Linked DNA regions of Mus musculus: region 2 is linked to region 1. The links are chromatin loops, found by intact Hi-C in ENCODE. Cell type or tissue: heart. All regions are shown on one strand. Each heading gives the region's core, and the rest is flanking DNA. Links, peaks and the distances in the headings are about the cores only.

Evidence for each region. Hi-C counts contacts between places; a loop is a spot of excess contacts. Peaks named below come from ENCODE experiments on the same cell type or tissue, not always from the same donor. Only the 100,000 strongest peaks of a DNase experiment are listed, where the experiment ranks them.
Region 2: it touches region 1 in a loop (5-fold over the local background); 7 of 42 quality-filtered maps call a loop at or near these places.

What each region holds. Positions count from the first base shown.
Region 1 is chr6:13,409,236-13,417,578 of GRCm38, reverse strand. It overlaps 1700016P04Rik (RIKEN cDNA 1700016P04 gene), which reads right to left and starts at 4,242. Exons shown (of 2, transcript NR_038149.1): 1 at 4,029-4,242; 2 at 1,583-1,797. In heart, for the core only: a CTCF peak has its summit at 3,633 (motif pointing left); no DNase peak of the experiment used is centred there.
Region 2 is chr6:14,203,685-14,212,027 of GRCm38, reverse strand. No RefSeq gene overlaps it. Among named protein-coding and RNA genes, the nearest start is that of Gm38767, 190 kb to the right of the region's middle. In heart, for the core only: a CTCF peak has its summit at 4,286 (motif pointing right); no DNase peak of the experiment used is centred there.

The DNA of each region.
Region 1 (8,343 bases), core at 265-8,264:
GGGGGGAGGGAGAGGGAGAGAGGGGAGAGAGGGGAGAGAGGGGAGAGAGGGGAGAGAGGGGAGAGAGGGGAGAGAGGGAGAGAGGGAAGAGAGGGGGGAGAGGAGAGAGAGGGAAGAGAGGGAGAGAAAGTCCAAAGCCAAATATTCATTACTTTCTGAACAAGTGAACCTGACTCCCTGAGGTTCAATACTGGCCATGAAAGATAGCAGGAAGCCAACTAGCCCAGGTGGAGAGCATTAGGGTTAGCAGTGGAAAGTAGAATTTGTTACAGACATATCCTGGGAATTCCAGTAGTACTACAAAAGATCTGAGATTGCTTCAGCAGAAGAAGAGAAAAGTGAGGGTGCAGAATCCTTATAGAGGCCAGCTGCATCCTCCCCCCCCCCCCCCCCGAGTAGGGGCTGCACTTGCTGCCTTGAATTCTTAACATGTCTTTCTCTATACATGTTCCACTAGTGGTATTACCACTGCTAGGCTGCCCTGAGCCCTAGTAATAGTATAAGACAGGAGAGTTTTGTGGACATAAATTGGTGGGAAATTCTTTGTATACATAGGGCCCTGAATTCATCCCCAGCTGCTCGATAAATAAACAAGAGCTGCCATTGTTTTCATTGTTTTACCTTGTTATTCTTTCTGCCTGCATCCCTTGCATAATTCAGAAACTTTCTTTTTCCCTCTGGAAATCACCTGAACTGGAGATTCAGGTGAGTACCTGTTTAAGCCTTCCCCTTTTTCTTGGGGTCTCCTGGGCTCCCCAGCTCTCCATCTAAGCTCTGCACATGCCTGTGATCTTTTCCAAAAATTTCATTAGTTTGGAGACTGAGTGCTGACTAGTTGACATATACATTGGCCCGAAGTTATTCATGTCAACAAACAAACAAACAAACAAACAAAAACAACGCCCCCCCCCAAACCAAAACTTCACTGTCCTGCAACTAGCTTCCTATTTGAAGATGCAAAACCTTCCCGATGAAAATCCTACCTTTTTTGAGCAAGGTAGAGTGTACAATCATGTGGTATCTGAAGAAAATAAAGTGAGCAGTGGTATTCATTTCAGAGGAAAGCTGGGGGTTATGCTACCGGACTTCAGTTAGCAGGGATAGCTATTGTAGGCACTGGAACAATGCCAGGGATGGGGCTCAGGGGTACGTTCCTTCAGAAGATCTTTTCTGCCTTGTGTGGCTTGTTAGAGAAGGAATTGCAGGACGTGAAGCAAGTATTGCTGTGTAACTCAAAAGGATTATAACAACAAAGCCTATTAGAAAGCTAAGTTAATTTTATCTGCATCTGAAAATCTTGGAGTGAAAAATGACTATTCCCATTGCCCTGGTCTCTCTAGCTCCTGCACACACCACAGACTGTAGTTTTCTTCTCTAATATCCCCTTTCCCATTCCCCCTGCCCCAAATCTCCCCAGCACCACAAGCAGGGAAGTCTTTGGTTTCTCAACAATTTCTCGACCTGTTGAAATTAAAGAAACCATGGAGGTTCTCGGTTTGTCATTGGTATTCCTGGATAAACCTTTCTCTAAACTGTCAATAAATACATGTGTATGTCACTTAGGCAATAAAGGACAGAAAAATATATTTCCTAATTTAATGCATCAAAGGAGGTGATCCTCTTGCATTCCTTGTACCCAATTTCTTTAGGTCTGTTGCTGAGGAGTTTGACTAAGACGTAAGACACACAGCCCCACTTTCTGAACATCAGAGCAGTCTCCATTTGTATTCTCCGAACTACACAGCGTTTGATTTTTACAGTCCAGGGTACTGTTGACTTCGGGAATATCTTCACTTCCTAAAATCAAACATAAACAACAACATTCTTGGAAAATATTTGGTCACAAAGTTTTAGCAGTGGTTTCAAAATAAAGTTCTATGGGAAATAAGAATTTATCACAGTGACAACACAGTTGTTAAAGTGACATGAACACATGTTTAAAAAGCCAGTGACATGGTTTGTAGTTTGATTTGGTGTAGAGAATTAATGGCCTGCTTGTAAACTGAATAAGCCCAGCATCACTGGGTAAGCATGCATGGTCATCACTGAACATTCAGAGCTGAACATGATACCATGTTGAAAGTTCTGTCATTCTAGGTAGGTGAGGGTCACTGTACATAAAGCTCAGGTATCTTTCTGAGAAAGTGGCTTGAAATCCATAGCCAGGGCTTCTATGTTTTCCTTTCATATACTTCAATCAGAGACTATTTTGAGATGTTGAATCACCACCACTCTAAGTTCATTTATGTATCTTAATTTGTGTGTGTGTGTGTGTGTGTGTGTTTGTATGTGCATCATGTGTTGCAGCACTTGAAGAGGCCAGAAGAAGGTTTTGAAGTTACAAGTGGTTGTGAATTGTTCAATGGAAGTTCTCTATATGAGCTGTATTCAGAGCTGTATTCAAGTCTTCTGGAAGAGCAGGAAAGAAGTACTCTTCAATGTGGAGCCGCCGCATCTAGTCCATCATTACCCTTTGAAGTTACTGTTTTCTAAGTCTGCTTTTTGGTTTGAGTCTTCTTGATAATTCTTCCCTTCCAAAAATATTATTTTATGTAGTTTTCAAACTCTCTTGTATATCTAGGCATAGAAGAGAGAAAGAAGGAAAAAGAGAGACACACAAAGAGAGACATAAAGAGACAAGAAGTATGAAGATGAGGAGGAGGAAAGAAGAAAAGACTAGAAAAGGAAAAGCTGGAATGGATGACTTCTGAATTGCCTTTCCCCTCCACTAACACAGAGCCTTTTATTTTCACCATCACAAACAGGGCACAAGACACCCAAGAGACAGAGAAAGGACAGAGGTAGAAGGATCTTGACAGTAGTTGTGCATTCATATAACTTGAAATGTCTGTGTTTTTTGGAAAGTTCTGCCATGTTTATCCATAGCTACAGCATCTTCATATCTGTGCTAGGTTATTAACACCTGGGCATCTCCTTGTCACCACAGAGTTGTCATTCCTGAAAACTGGCTCATCTCCTAAGTCACTTAGGAGCCTGTTCACTCATGTGCCCCCACTCACACTTGCCTCTTCTCACTAAGACATCACTCTTTAAAGCATTTGAATATCACATACCTCCATTTCTTCCTTTCTGTTCTTAATCTTATCAAACATTTATTACTTCTTGGGGACTTGATGCTTTAAGACTTAATAAGTTCAGAGTCATTTTTTTCAAATAGCTTTTTAATTTTGTTGGGTATATTTTATTTTTGATAATTTTATATCTGAATATATTTATCATTTTCCCTTCCTCTCTCCTCCCTTCAATTCTTCCTTTGCCCTCTCATAATTCTCAAATTCATAGTATCTAACTTCTTAACTATTATTGTTACAGGTGTCTCTATACATTATCTATCTATATATACACATAAGTCATGAATAATAATAGTAATAATAATAATAATAACAACAATAATAATAATGAATCATGTTCCATCTGGCTGAAGATATTCTGAAATGAAAGGAGAAATTACTGAGTGTATAGACTGTAAGAGGGGCACTATCAGGCTGGGGATGGCTCAGTGGTTAAAGGCCTATACTGCTCATGATGAAGAGAATCTGAGTCTGACTCCTAGCACCTACAACTGGAGGTTCACAAAGGCCTTGGGACTCCTGCTCCAGGGACTTAGCACCCTCTGCTGGTCTCTTCAGGCACTCATGCTTGTAGCAACCCTGCTTTCCACAAGACACATATGCATACAATATTTTAAAATTAACATCTTTTAAAAAAGAGGCACTAACACCAAACCAAAACAAATATAAAGGAAATAAGTTCCTAATTCCCTTCCTTGTAAATATATAAATCTACCCCTAGAACTGAGATGAGAATGTTTGTATGAAGGAAAAAGTTCTTCAGATTCTACTCCACTTTCAAGTAGCTACTTGTATAGAAATGAACTCATCCATTTCGTAATTCTTTCGAACCAAATATGCATTGAGAATATACTGAGACACATTGCTGGTTATGAACACATTACTTCACACATTGTTCTCACTAGCTAATACTCTTGTCTATTATGAAGGTCTTACCTGAGTTTAACAACAGGCCCAGAAAGAGAAACATTAAGATACAGTAATGAATCTTCATTGCAAAGCAGTGTGGAAACAGCTAAGCATGCCACAGGATGAACAGCTCTGTGGAGACGATGTTTGAAGAATCAGAATTGCTGTATATAGTGATATCTGTGGATGAGCAAGATCTTACATGCTATGGTCTTACTTTCCTGGGCCATCCACTCCGACCGCTGCCCTGCACCCAGCCTGCTGGTTTTGATCATATTGTGACACAGACAAGCCCTTATTGCATCATCACAGCATATCTTGTTTATTCCTCTCCCTCTACAGTCTCAGGGACCACCCACAGGGATCACACTTTGGCCTCTTATCCCTTCACAGAAATCTAACTTAAGATCTCCATTGGAGAAGTACAGGCCCACATCTTTTTTACTTTCCACATGGGCTGAGTGCCAATTCCTATTGTATATTTTCCTTTCCTCAATTGGACATCCTGTTCACCAGCGTAAATGCCTGAACAAATCCATGTGATCATTTGACAAACCTAAGTTATGACAGCCTCCAGCTCAGATCTTCTCCACCCCCCAGTCTAAGTATTACAAAGAGTTCTGAAAAACATCATGTGATTATGCTTTTTCTATTTTTACCTGGTCATCTTGGGCATTTTCCATTAAATGTAAATTCCCCAAAGAAAGGGATTCCATACTACCAAATCTTAAAGCCCAGCACAGGGTTCTACATGGTAAATGCTCATAGAAACTTCTAGACTGGAAAAGCTCACTTCTCACTTTTCTCACTTAATCTCAATATTCTTTTTCTTTTATTTACTCCTTTTACTCCGCAGGAGCTGTTCATATCAGAATAAGAAGCTGCTGGCCCTCCCCTTCAAACACATACTAAAATTTCCTCATCTTTCATGAAAAAAGTCACTAGTATGTTATTTCATGTCCACTTCTATCAGCACTAGAATGTAATTCTCTTTGTTTGAAAAAAAAAAAAAAGGTCTTGGTAAGCTGGTTCAGCTGGTCTACAACTCCCAGACTCAAATGCTCCCTCTAACACAGTCTCTGCAGTACCCGTACTGCAGGCCTTCTTTGCCTTTTGTTGTACAAGTTTTATTTCCTCCCTCAAAAGTCATCAACTTTCTGAGTTCTTGTTGGTCGGTCATTTTTGTCATTTCCTTCCATCAAAAACACCACAATATCATGTTTCTCTCCAAACTTCATGTGGTTAGCAAATAGTTTCAGTGAAGATAGGGAACGGAAAACAAAAACAAACCAGTAAACGCTCTTTAATGCTGTTTTCTTTGAAAGCCCAAAACCATCTTAAATGGGAAGCAAGTATAAGAAACACTCTATTTTCTCTGGACTCTGTGATGGTAGATTCCCCACCCTTCATTCTGCTGTGTCCACTTTAAAGATTTTCTAGTAGTAGTAGTAAAAGTCTAGAGATCCTAGGGTTTATGCCCATGAAAAAGAAGTTTACTGGTACTCTGGATCCAAGTGAGCATTCCTCTTTGTAGGTATGCCTTTTACCCTAGATTTCTCCCACTATGGGTCTCAACTCCATTCTCCTCCTTAAAGATGTCACCCAAATCCTCAGATTATAGATACCTATAAAGGTATAAGAACCACACAGAATACCAAATAGATAGGACCAGAAAAGAAAGTTCTTTGACCACATAATAATCAAAACACTAAATGTATAGAATGAAGAAAAACCCTAAAAGCTGCAAAGGAAAAGGCCAAGTGACATTTAAAGACAGACCTACCAGAATAACACCAGACTTCTCAGCGGAGACTCTGAAAGCCTGAAAGATCTTATAGATGTATGGCAAACTCTAAGAAATCACAGATGCCAGCCCTAGAATACCATACCTAACATAATGTAAAATCACCACAGGTTGAGAAAAATAAGATATTCCATGATAAAGTCAAATTTAACAATACCCACCTATAAAACCAGCCCTAAAGAAATTGTTAGAAGGAAAACTCTAACTTAAGGAGGTTAGCTACCAAAAATTAAGGAAATACATAATGTTAACACTAGAACATTTTTTAAAAAGTGAAGAATATGTGTACATACATGACCACCATTATCACCATTACAACCATCATCACCACCACCAACAACAACATAACAGGAACCAATAATCATTTGTCATTGGTATCTTTCAATATCAGTAGTCTTAATTCCCCCCCAAAAAGACAAAGAAAATGGATATGAAAACAGGATTCATCCTTGTACTGTATCCAACAAACACATCTCAACATCAAGGATAAACATTTCCTCATAGTAAAGGGTTGAAAAGAGATATTCCAAGCAAATGGAGCTAAGAAGCAAGTGGGTATAGCCATTTTAATATCTAACAAATTAGGCTTTAAACAAAAACTAGTCAAAAGAGATAGGGAAGGATACTACATACACATCAAAGGAAAAAATCCACTAACATGACATTTCAATTCTTAATATGTATACCCCAAACACAAGGCCCTACCCAATTTATAAAAGAAACACTTCTATAGTTTAAAATCACATATTGACACTCATATACTGATAACAAAAGACTTCAATAACTTACCCATTTGTCCATTACCCAATAATGGAGAAAAAATAATAAACACAGATAATACTAACGCTAACAGGCATTATAAATCAAATGGATCTAACAGATATCAACAGAATATTTCACCTAAAATGAAAAGAACATAGCATGTTTTTCAGCATCTCATAGAAATGTTTTCAAAAATAGCGACAGACTTGAACACAAATCAAGTCTCAACAAATACAAAAAAATTGAAATAACTCCCTATGTTTTATTAGGCCACCATGGATTAAAGTTAAACTTCAACAATAACAGAAACAACAGAAAGCCAACAAACTTATTGAAACTAAACAATTCCATACTGAATGACCAGTGGGTCAAGAAAGAAATATGAAAGGATCTAAGGGATTTTAAAATTTATGTACAACAAGTAAACCAATTAAAAATGGGGTATAGACTTAAACAAAGAATTCTCAAAAAAGGAATCTCAAATGGCTGAGAAACAAAGAAATGTTCAACATCCTTTGATGTGAGAGAAATGAACATCAGAAGTACTTTGAGATTCCATCTTTTACATATTAGAATGGCCAAGATCAGTCACACAAATGATAACATATGCTGGCAAGGATGTGGTGTAGGGGGAACCTTCCATTGCTGATGGAAGAGCAAATTATATAGCTACTTTGGAAATCAATATGGTAGTTTTTCAGAAAATTTGGAATCAACCTACTTCAAGATACAGCTGTACTACCCTTGGGCATATACACAAAGGATGCTCCATCCTCCAACAAAGACACTTCCTCAACCATGTTCATTGTGGCTTTATTCATAATAGCCAGAAACCGGAAACAACCTAGATGTCTCTCAGCAGAAGAATGGATAAAGAAAATATGGGTACATCTACATACTGTAGTATTACTCAGATGTTAAAAAAAACCAAATAAACAAAATGCTATCATGAAATTTGCAGGCAAATAGATGAAACTAAAAAACATAAAAAATAAAACAAATCATTCCAAGTGAGGTAACCCAGACCCAGAAAGATAAATAGGGTATTATTCACTTAAGAAGATATTAACTGTTAAGTAAATGATCTCCGAGCTAAAATCCATAAACCCAAAGAGGTAAGATAATGAGGAGGCGATCTGTGGTGTACCAATGGCTCTCCCCTGGAGAGGGAAAAGTTGATTTCACAAATGGATTAGGAATAGGTGAGTGCAGATATGGGGAGATGTCAGGTAGGGGAAAATGAAGTAGAGGGAGAGAAAAGAGGCAGAGATGGTTAGAATTAGTAGACTTTGGGGGTGGTGTGGAAACCTAGTGCAGAGGAAACTGCCTAGAGTCTATGGAAGTGATCATAATGAGGACTCCTAATAATGGGCTCTAAGGAGATTCAACTGGTCATATCTGTTGCCAGGTGAGGATTCCCATGGCTGGTCTCCACTGTATTAAATTGAATTGTTGACCAAAGAGTTCCAATGAGAAATTCCCAAATAACCCAGGGTATTTCAATGACAAAGGATCGTTCCTTGAAAATCGACAGCTGGGCCCTATTGCTGAAGACAACATTCACAAAACTCATTGGACATGAAGAAGTCAAGCTGGTGCCTACATGGCCCTTTCATCCCTACTTTCTAGTGTCTTTGGTATAGGAAGGTAAGTTTCTGGCTACTGAAAAAGAAATATAGACACCAACCCAAGCACAAAACCCTTAACCTACAATCTGTCCTTCCTACAAATTATGCTTGGGCATTGGTGGTAAAGAACTTGTAGAAGTAGTCAATC
Region 2 (8,343 bases), core at 140-8,139, 790 kb before region 1:
ATACACAATCTGTAGAGAAAGAATGGGCAATATATATATATATATATATATATATATATATATATATATATAAAATGAAATAGTTGTTCAAGAAGAACTGTAAGACACTGATGAAAGATTGAAGATACCTGATAATGCATCATAATCCATGAGTCTCTTATAGAAAAGTCACCATGTGCATAACAACTCCACAACTCTAGGACCCTTCATTTTATTTCAAAGTTTTCTTATTCATTTTATACATTATTGTTCATTAAATAAGTTTTTCTGCATTAGTACTGGCAAAGGAACTAGAAAGAAATATATACCAAACAACATAAATAAAGTGTGTCTGTAAGACTTAAAATACCTTTTTACTTTATATGTCTATAAAGTGTGTAGGAGCCCAACTCTCCGAGAGACTGAGCATAATGTGGATTTGTCTTCAGCACATGCTAGTTCCCTGCTTCTACTGCATTCTGCGTTTTCCTTTTTGCTTATTTCTCTTTTCCAGTCTCATCTTGGCATATTTTTCTTATGGATTTTTTTATTATAACCTCATGTTCATATTTTTAAATCTCATTAGCTGTCTATGTTTTTCTTCATTTTTAAATCCCACCAGTTTTGGGCTATGATTATTTTCAGCCAAATTTTGAGAATGAGAAGTATGTATACTTGTGGCCTAGCCTCTTAATTATAAGTTCCCACAAAACTCATTAGTGAGAAGAGCCGTGTACAGCTGGATTGTAAACAACTCAATTGAAAAGCTTTATACTCACAGGTATTAAAATAGAGCAGCTTATTATTTTTTTAATATCTGTGTCTGCACAGATAACCCCTCCCTGCTGGGTAATGGAAATTCTAATTATACCTCTCTTTCTCTGGTCAACATCCAACCAGCCAACTCAAACTTAGAAATATCATAGAAGCTGCTTCATCTTTCGATTTCTCCCTTCCTTCTCCTACTTTAAAGATGAGGAAGCTTGGCTAATTAAACTTAAGGAGCAAGCTTAAGTTCATACTCCTGATCAGTGGCAGGGACAAGGACTGAACCTTGGTTATCTGTCTATAGAGCCAATACCCATTATTAAAAAAAGCAAACAAACAAAAATTCATGCTGCAAAAATAATCTTTTACTTAAGATAACACTAAATACATTCAATATATTGAGGCATCATCAGGGTTTTTATCTAATATATGTTGATGCACAGGATACACAAACTATTTTGAAATACAGGAGACCATGTAATTTATGTATCTGAAGGTAAATTTTGAAATACAATGTCAATTCTGGAAAGAAGTCATTGGTTTTATAAGGCACTACAAATAGGGAATTAGTGAAACTGGATCATTGGCTCTTGCAAAAATTTGGTTTCCTTGGGAAAGTAAAAAGAGGTAAACCCCTGGTTTTAATGCATTTTCTAAAATTTTAATGTATTGTCTTGTATTGTGTGTTTTTGCTTAATTCAAAGTAATACATAATAATGAAAGGAAATAGACTATAGATGCATGAAATATTACAGAGTATCTTTTAAATTTTTGTTTCAAAGAAAAGTCCATTGCACAATGTGAAATACCATGTGGTTATATAAAGATCAACACATGCATATGCACACACACATACACAATCTGTAGAGAAAGAATGAGCAATATATATATATATATATATATATATATATATATATGAAATAGTTTATTTCATGTTCTTAGCTCACCAGCATAAAATTTGTTACCAGCATAGCTCCATCTCACTCTTAAATAAGGCATATCTACAAATATTTTATCTACAAGACGTATTGCAGCCATCTTTGGCTCAGGTCAAAATGGATATGGAGTATTTTAAACACAAACAAACAAACAAACAAGTAAATAATAACATATAACATAGAGACCAGGGAATTATCTTTGGTTGACCTAGGAGCACTGCCCTTTCCTGAAGGGCAATCAAGGAGGAATGGGAAGGGGAGGTTGGAGCTGGGGGGCAAAGGGAAGGAAGGGGAACTGCCATCGGGATGTAATATATGAGAGGATAAATTAATAATTAAAAATGCATCATGGCATTAATGCACCATGAAAATATAACTGACTTACTGTTTGAAAACTGAAATGACAATAGACTGTTGCTGCCCCTTTCTACCTTAGCTAGGATCATGTGCATCAAGTAACTTCACCTTTCCATTGCTGTGCTGATTGCATCTGAGATAGAAAGCTTCCTGATTAACCAGGTACCAAAAGATAATCTGTGTCTTTTCATCCTGGTTCAGAGCCAAGGCCATAGCAACTTTAGAGATTAGCTCTAGCCAAGAAAACTGAAGAGAATGGCAAGAGTGATATCAATAGCATCATATTTGGTTTCTGTACAGTTGTTTCTACTGTAACTTGATGGACAGCAATGACTCACATTGAGAAATTGAGAACTCTAAATAATACACTTTGAAATGTAATTAGCAAAAAAATCCAAATTCAGTGTACAAATAACTCATATATTGTGCTCATTAAAAGATCTCAGACTCTAAGTAGTGGAATGCACTGCACAATAATACAAAATATTGTGTCACTCCTAGCATTGTAAATGGTGCATGACATAAATCTTGGAAATAAGCATAGAAGAAATTGATTCTTAGTGCCAGGATAGGGTTGGTTTTATCTGAAGCATCTGCATTGTTTTTACTTTAGGAGAATTTTTAATGTCTGCAAGGATTGTGCTTCTCTGATGATCACTGGTAGAAAGCTTAGCCAAACTTTTGATCCAACAGCAAATTAGTTTTACTTCATGTTTATAAATATCAGCTTACCTCTGTTCTAACTTTCTCACGGTTCTCCTTTTAATGTTTCCTTTTACTGCACCTTAACTGATTTTGCAAACAATAACCAGTGAACATGAATCACATTCTGTATATATCATTTTCAATTTACCACCTACTCGAAAATACCTGGGGAAAGGGTGAAGCCAAGTAAACGTGGTTCATTTTAACTCATGCCTAAATCAAGATTGGGCTTATTATGCCTAAAGGTATACTATGTACTCAATGGCAAGATTCCTTAAAGGCTGAACTCTGGGCCAACATCATTACAAAGGCTAGATACATTTTCGAAACATAAAGTTTTAGACATCTTACCAGACTTATCAAATTATAAATCCTCCTGTAGGGACTGAAAAATCTGTGTGATAACAGTCCCCCACATCATGAGAGATGTTCCCTTCACATCATGCCAATGAAAAGTATTGCATGGGTTTCATTTATGTTTTATTTAACCCAAAGACAAGCTTTAGTTCACAAGTCTTCACCTTGACTGTACAGTAAAATAGATTAGGAAGATTTTAAAAATTGCAGTACCTATAATGTATCCCATAAAGATTGTATCAGTCAGGAACCAATTAACAGGGTGTTTTGTTTTTATATACACCCCCAAATGTTCTGGTACACAGCCAACATTTAGTATCAAATCAATATTTGGAATATAAATGGCAAGGTTATAAACTCATCATAAAATTATCAACGATGTCTAGAATCTCACAGGACTTTAGAATCAATCATTCTTTAAGAACTTTAATGCAGCAGGTAACCATACTGTAATTTTGAGAAATTGTTAATCTGCATTCCTCTATCACTTTACACAACATAAATACCAAATAATTCAAAGAATAAAAATTTTAAAATAATTGGTATAAAGAAAAGTACTAGAATTATAGACATTGGAAGTTTTTTGCAAAATCTAGAAGTGATAAGGGGCTTAGTATACCATGCTACTAACTAAAAGGCAAGAGAAGGAAGACGACTAGATCCCACTGTCCTGCCATTGGTGTAGGATAGCATCCTCACATTGGAATGGTGCTTTGTGCTTTCTCGGCCTTTGTTGTGGTATGGTCTGCTGCATCAGACTGAATTAAGTATTTTTTATAGAAAGATGGCGGTACTGAACAATACTAAAAAGAATTGTGTCAGTGGCTTGTTCTTTGTGGCCAAGTTCTAAGGCAAAATAATATGGTAGCAAATCCTTACCCATGTTTTGTCTAAAATAAAGGAAATGAAAATTCTTTCAAGAGCAGGAAAGGAAGTTTGAGAACTAGGAGTTGTGCCTTGCATCATATGGAGAACTCCAAGAGAGTGGGCTCTTCTGGGGAGTCCCACTGCCATCACAATAACAGGAAACCAACTATAATGGCTCTGTGGCCGATATGGAGTAACCCTAATATCAGAGTAATAGTAAGAAAGATAAAATTATCCAGAAAACATGCAGCTGGAAGTTCTGATATTGATCTAGGGACCTGAGTTTTCATGGCTGTAACAAGAGGAAACGCCAGCAGATGGCAGCATGAACTACTACACAGTGGGGGGATGCAGCCATTTTAGTAAGGCCTGCCACCTGTGGGTGAAGTGAACTGCAAATGTGGAAGCACCAGTGACATTGCTCAACACCATTACTCTCCAGGTGGCCCCTGGAGTTTCCATGCCTCTCTAGGAAGAAGCAGAGGTAGAGGAATTAAAGAAGCTGACATGCTTGAAACTGGTTTATTCTGTAGTGCCTAGACTACATATATCTGTCTGTTACTGGGTGCAACAGGACTGATTTTGAGTGAACACTGAAAATACAAGTTAAGTTTGGGCATTTCAAAGGATGGTGTGAACATGTAGTATGTGAAAATATATAGGAATATTTTAAGATATGATACATCATTTTTACATGGCAAACATCTTATGGAAAGGTCAAGAGATGAAGGATGTATTGCCCCTTAAGCCCGGGCTCACACTTGGATATATACCCATTCTCTTAGATGTCTTTCTAAGCATCTCTCATCCTTAAACCTAAATTAAAATGTTTTTAATAAGCTATTACTCTTCATTAGAAATAGATAAAGGATAGCAAATGTAACAAGGATACATAAACAAGAAACTTAATTTCCTTATATCCAAAACCACATACTGTCCCCATCCTATTTACTTTTTTGTTAGACTAAAAGAACAAAAAATGAGAATTATCAGTAAGAACTGCAACATTCATCCATCTTGAATATGCCCTTTTACAACCAAACAGCCATGCAACATAATGAGTTGTCCAAATTTTAATCTTGCATATCGAAATCTTTTTTTCACCTGATATATTCAATATTGAAACATTGTAATATTGGAATCTAAAATGTTTCCTAAAAATAAGCTATCAGAGAATCCACATGCAAGTTGTCCTTTCCCTCTGTGTACAGGCCAGAGGAATTCTGCATGAAAACGACTGACTGATTTCAAGGTTCTAAAGTCTAGTGTGGCTGCCTACAAAGAACCATTCATTCTAACTCACAGATTTTTCTCCCTGTTGATATGTAGAAACAGGCAATTCCACTTAATTCTCCACCAAATATTTAAACAGTATGCATTTTAAAAGATAATATAAACAGTAATGAAAAAGAATTGTCATTGTAATCATATCTATTTGCCACCATAATCTGCCGAAGTTTATAGTAGCACTTGTTTCCCTGCCTTATTTTTGTCTCCTAATTCTTAATCTTTTCAATAATAGCTTATGTTTGTTCCTTTCCTTTTCATTGCTGATCTTAGAAGCAAATGTTTTTATTGCAAGTGTCAAGAACAGAGCCTGCCAATAAGTATATGTTAGAGAAGCAGACACACATTTAAGTCTGTACGTTGGCTGAAATTAATTTCACTATGTGATATAAGAACCTAAGCAGTAGTCTTCTGCCCAGGAATATCTGCTGGGGTGGACTGTTAGCTAGTCTGATCCCCTGGAGACACCATATCCTGAGACAACCCAGAAGATCCACTTCACTCTAGGTTACTGACACTAAGGTCTGAGGCATCCCAGGAGATCTGCTATACACAAGGCAACCAAGCAACTGATCACCAACTTGTGTGCTCCCCTGAAGACACTGCAGCTTGAAGGCATCCCCGGAGCTCCTCTGTAGACAGGGCAACTGGGCAACAGACACCAGCCTGAAGACCTGCTTGGGGACACTGTGGAATGCAGAACAACTGACCCAACAGACTGAAAGCCTCCCTGGAATTCTGCTGCACACAGGGAAACAGAAACCACAGTCAGTAGATTTCCCTTGGAAAATATCTTTGCACAAGACAACAGCCAGACTACTCCTCTGAAGACCCAACAGTCTGAAGGCCTGCCAGGAGATCTACTGAAGCCAGAGCAACAGATCAACAGTTTCTCTGCCCCTCTGAGGATCCCCTAGTTGGAAGGCCCCACAGTGGTCTGACACAGTCAGGGCCACAGGCCTAACAGGAGACCTGAAGCAACCCAGGGCCAAAAGAGTCAGTCTCCAGACAAAGTCACCCAGACCAGCAAACTCCAGGGGCAACCAGATGGCAAGAAGCAAGATCAAGATTATAAGTAACAGAATCCAATATACATGGACATCATCAGAACCCAGCTCTCCCACCACAGCAAGCCCTAAATAAACCAAAACATCTTAAATACAGTAAGCTGAGCAAAAATCCTACCTCATGAAATTAATAGAGTCCTTTAAGGAAGATATAAATAACTCACTTAAAGAAATACAAGATAACATAATCAAACAGGTGGAGGAATTGAATAAAGCAGTTCAACACCTAAAAGTGGAAGTAAAAATAATATAGAAAACACAAATGGAAGCAAACCTGGGAATGGAAAAACCTAAAAAGAGGTCAGGAATTACAAATGTAAATATTACCAACATAATAAAAAAGACAGAAGAAAGAATCATGCATGTAGAACATACAGTAGAAGAGATTGAAAGAACTGTCAAAGAAAATTCAAAACATAAAAAATTCCTAACCCAAAGCATCCAGGAAATTCAGGACATAATGAAAAGATCAAATCTAAGAATAATCAGAATAGAGAAGAATGAAGATTCCCAGCTCAAAGGATTTGAAAATGTCTTCAACAAAATAATAGAAGAAAATATTCCCAACCTAAAGAAAGAGCTGAACATAAATACACAAAAAGCCCATAGAACACCAAATAAATGGGACCAGAAAAGAAAATCCTCATCACATGATAATTAAAACACTAAACTCATAGAACAAAGACAGAATATTAAAAGGTGCAAGGGAAAAGGCCAAGAAATATACAAAAGTAGACCTATCAGAATTACACCAGACTTCTCAACAGAGACTATGAAAGTCAGAAGAGCCTCTTCAGAGGTCATGCAGACTCTAAGAGAACACAAATGCCAGCCCAGAATACTATACCCAGCAAAACTCTCAATCAACATAGATGGAGAAACCAAAATATTCCAGGACAAAACCAAATTCAAACAGTATATATCTACCAATCCACCTCTACAGAGGATCCTAGAAAGAAAACTAACACAAGAAACAACCTAGACCAAAGAAAAGACAAGTTACTAAGCATATCACAACAAAGCCACAATGAAACTAAGAGAAGTTATGAACCAAATAGATTTAACAGATATCTACAGAACACTTCATCCTAAAACAAAATAATACACCTTTTTCTCAGCACATCATGGTACCTTCTCCAAAATCGACCATTTAATTGGTCAGAAAACAACCTTCAATTGATACGAGAAGATTGAAATGATTCCATGCATCCTAACAGATCACAATAACTTAAGGCTGATCTTCAATACCATCAAAAACAACAGAAAGCCCACATATACATGGAAACTGAATAACTCTTTCCTTCCTCAACAATAACTTGGTCAACGAAGAAGTAAAGAAATTAAAGACTTCCTGGAATTTACTGAAAATCTTGACACATCATACTCAAACTATTGGAAAACAATGAAAGTGGTACTAAAAGGAAAATTCATAGCAATAAGTGCCCTGGTAAAGAAACTGAAGAGATCTTACACTAACAACTTAACAGCATGCCTGAGAGCTCTAGACCAAAAAGAAGCAAACTCACCCAAGAGGAGTAGAATGCAGGAAATAGTCAAACTCAGGGCTAAAATCAACCAAAAAGAAACAAAGAGAACAATAGAAAGAATCCACAAAACCAAAATCTGGTTCTTTGAATCAACAAGATATATAAACTCCAGCCAAACTAACTAAATGGCCCAGAGGTAGTATCCAAATTAACAAAATCAGAAATGAAAAGGGAGACATAGTAACAGAAACTGAGGAAATTCAAAAAAATCATCAGATCATACTACAAATGCCTACAATCATCAAAACTAGAAAAGCTAGATTAAATGGATTATTTCCTAGACAGATACCACATCCAAAGTTAAATCAAGAGCATGTAAACTATTTAAACAGGTCCATATCCCATTAAAAAAAAAGAATAAATCATTAAAAAACCTCCCAACCAAAAATAAAAGCCCGGAAACAGATGGATTTAGTGCAGAATTCTACCAGACCTTCCAAAAAGACCTGATACCAATATGCCTTAAATTAT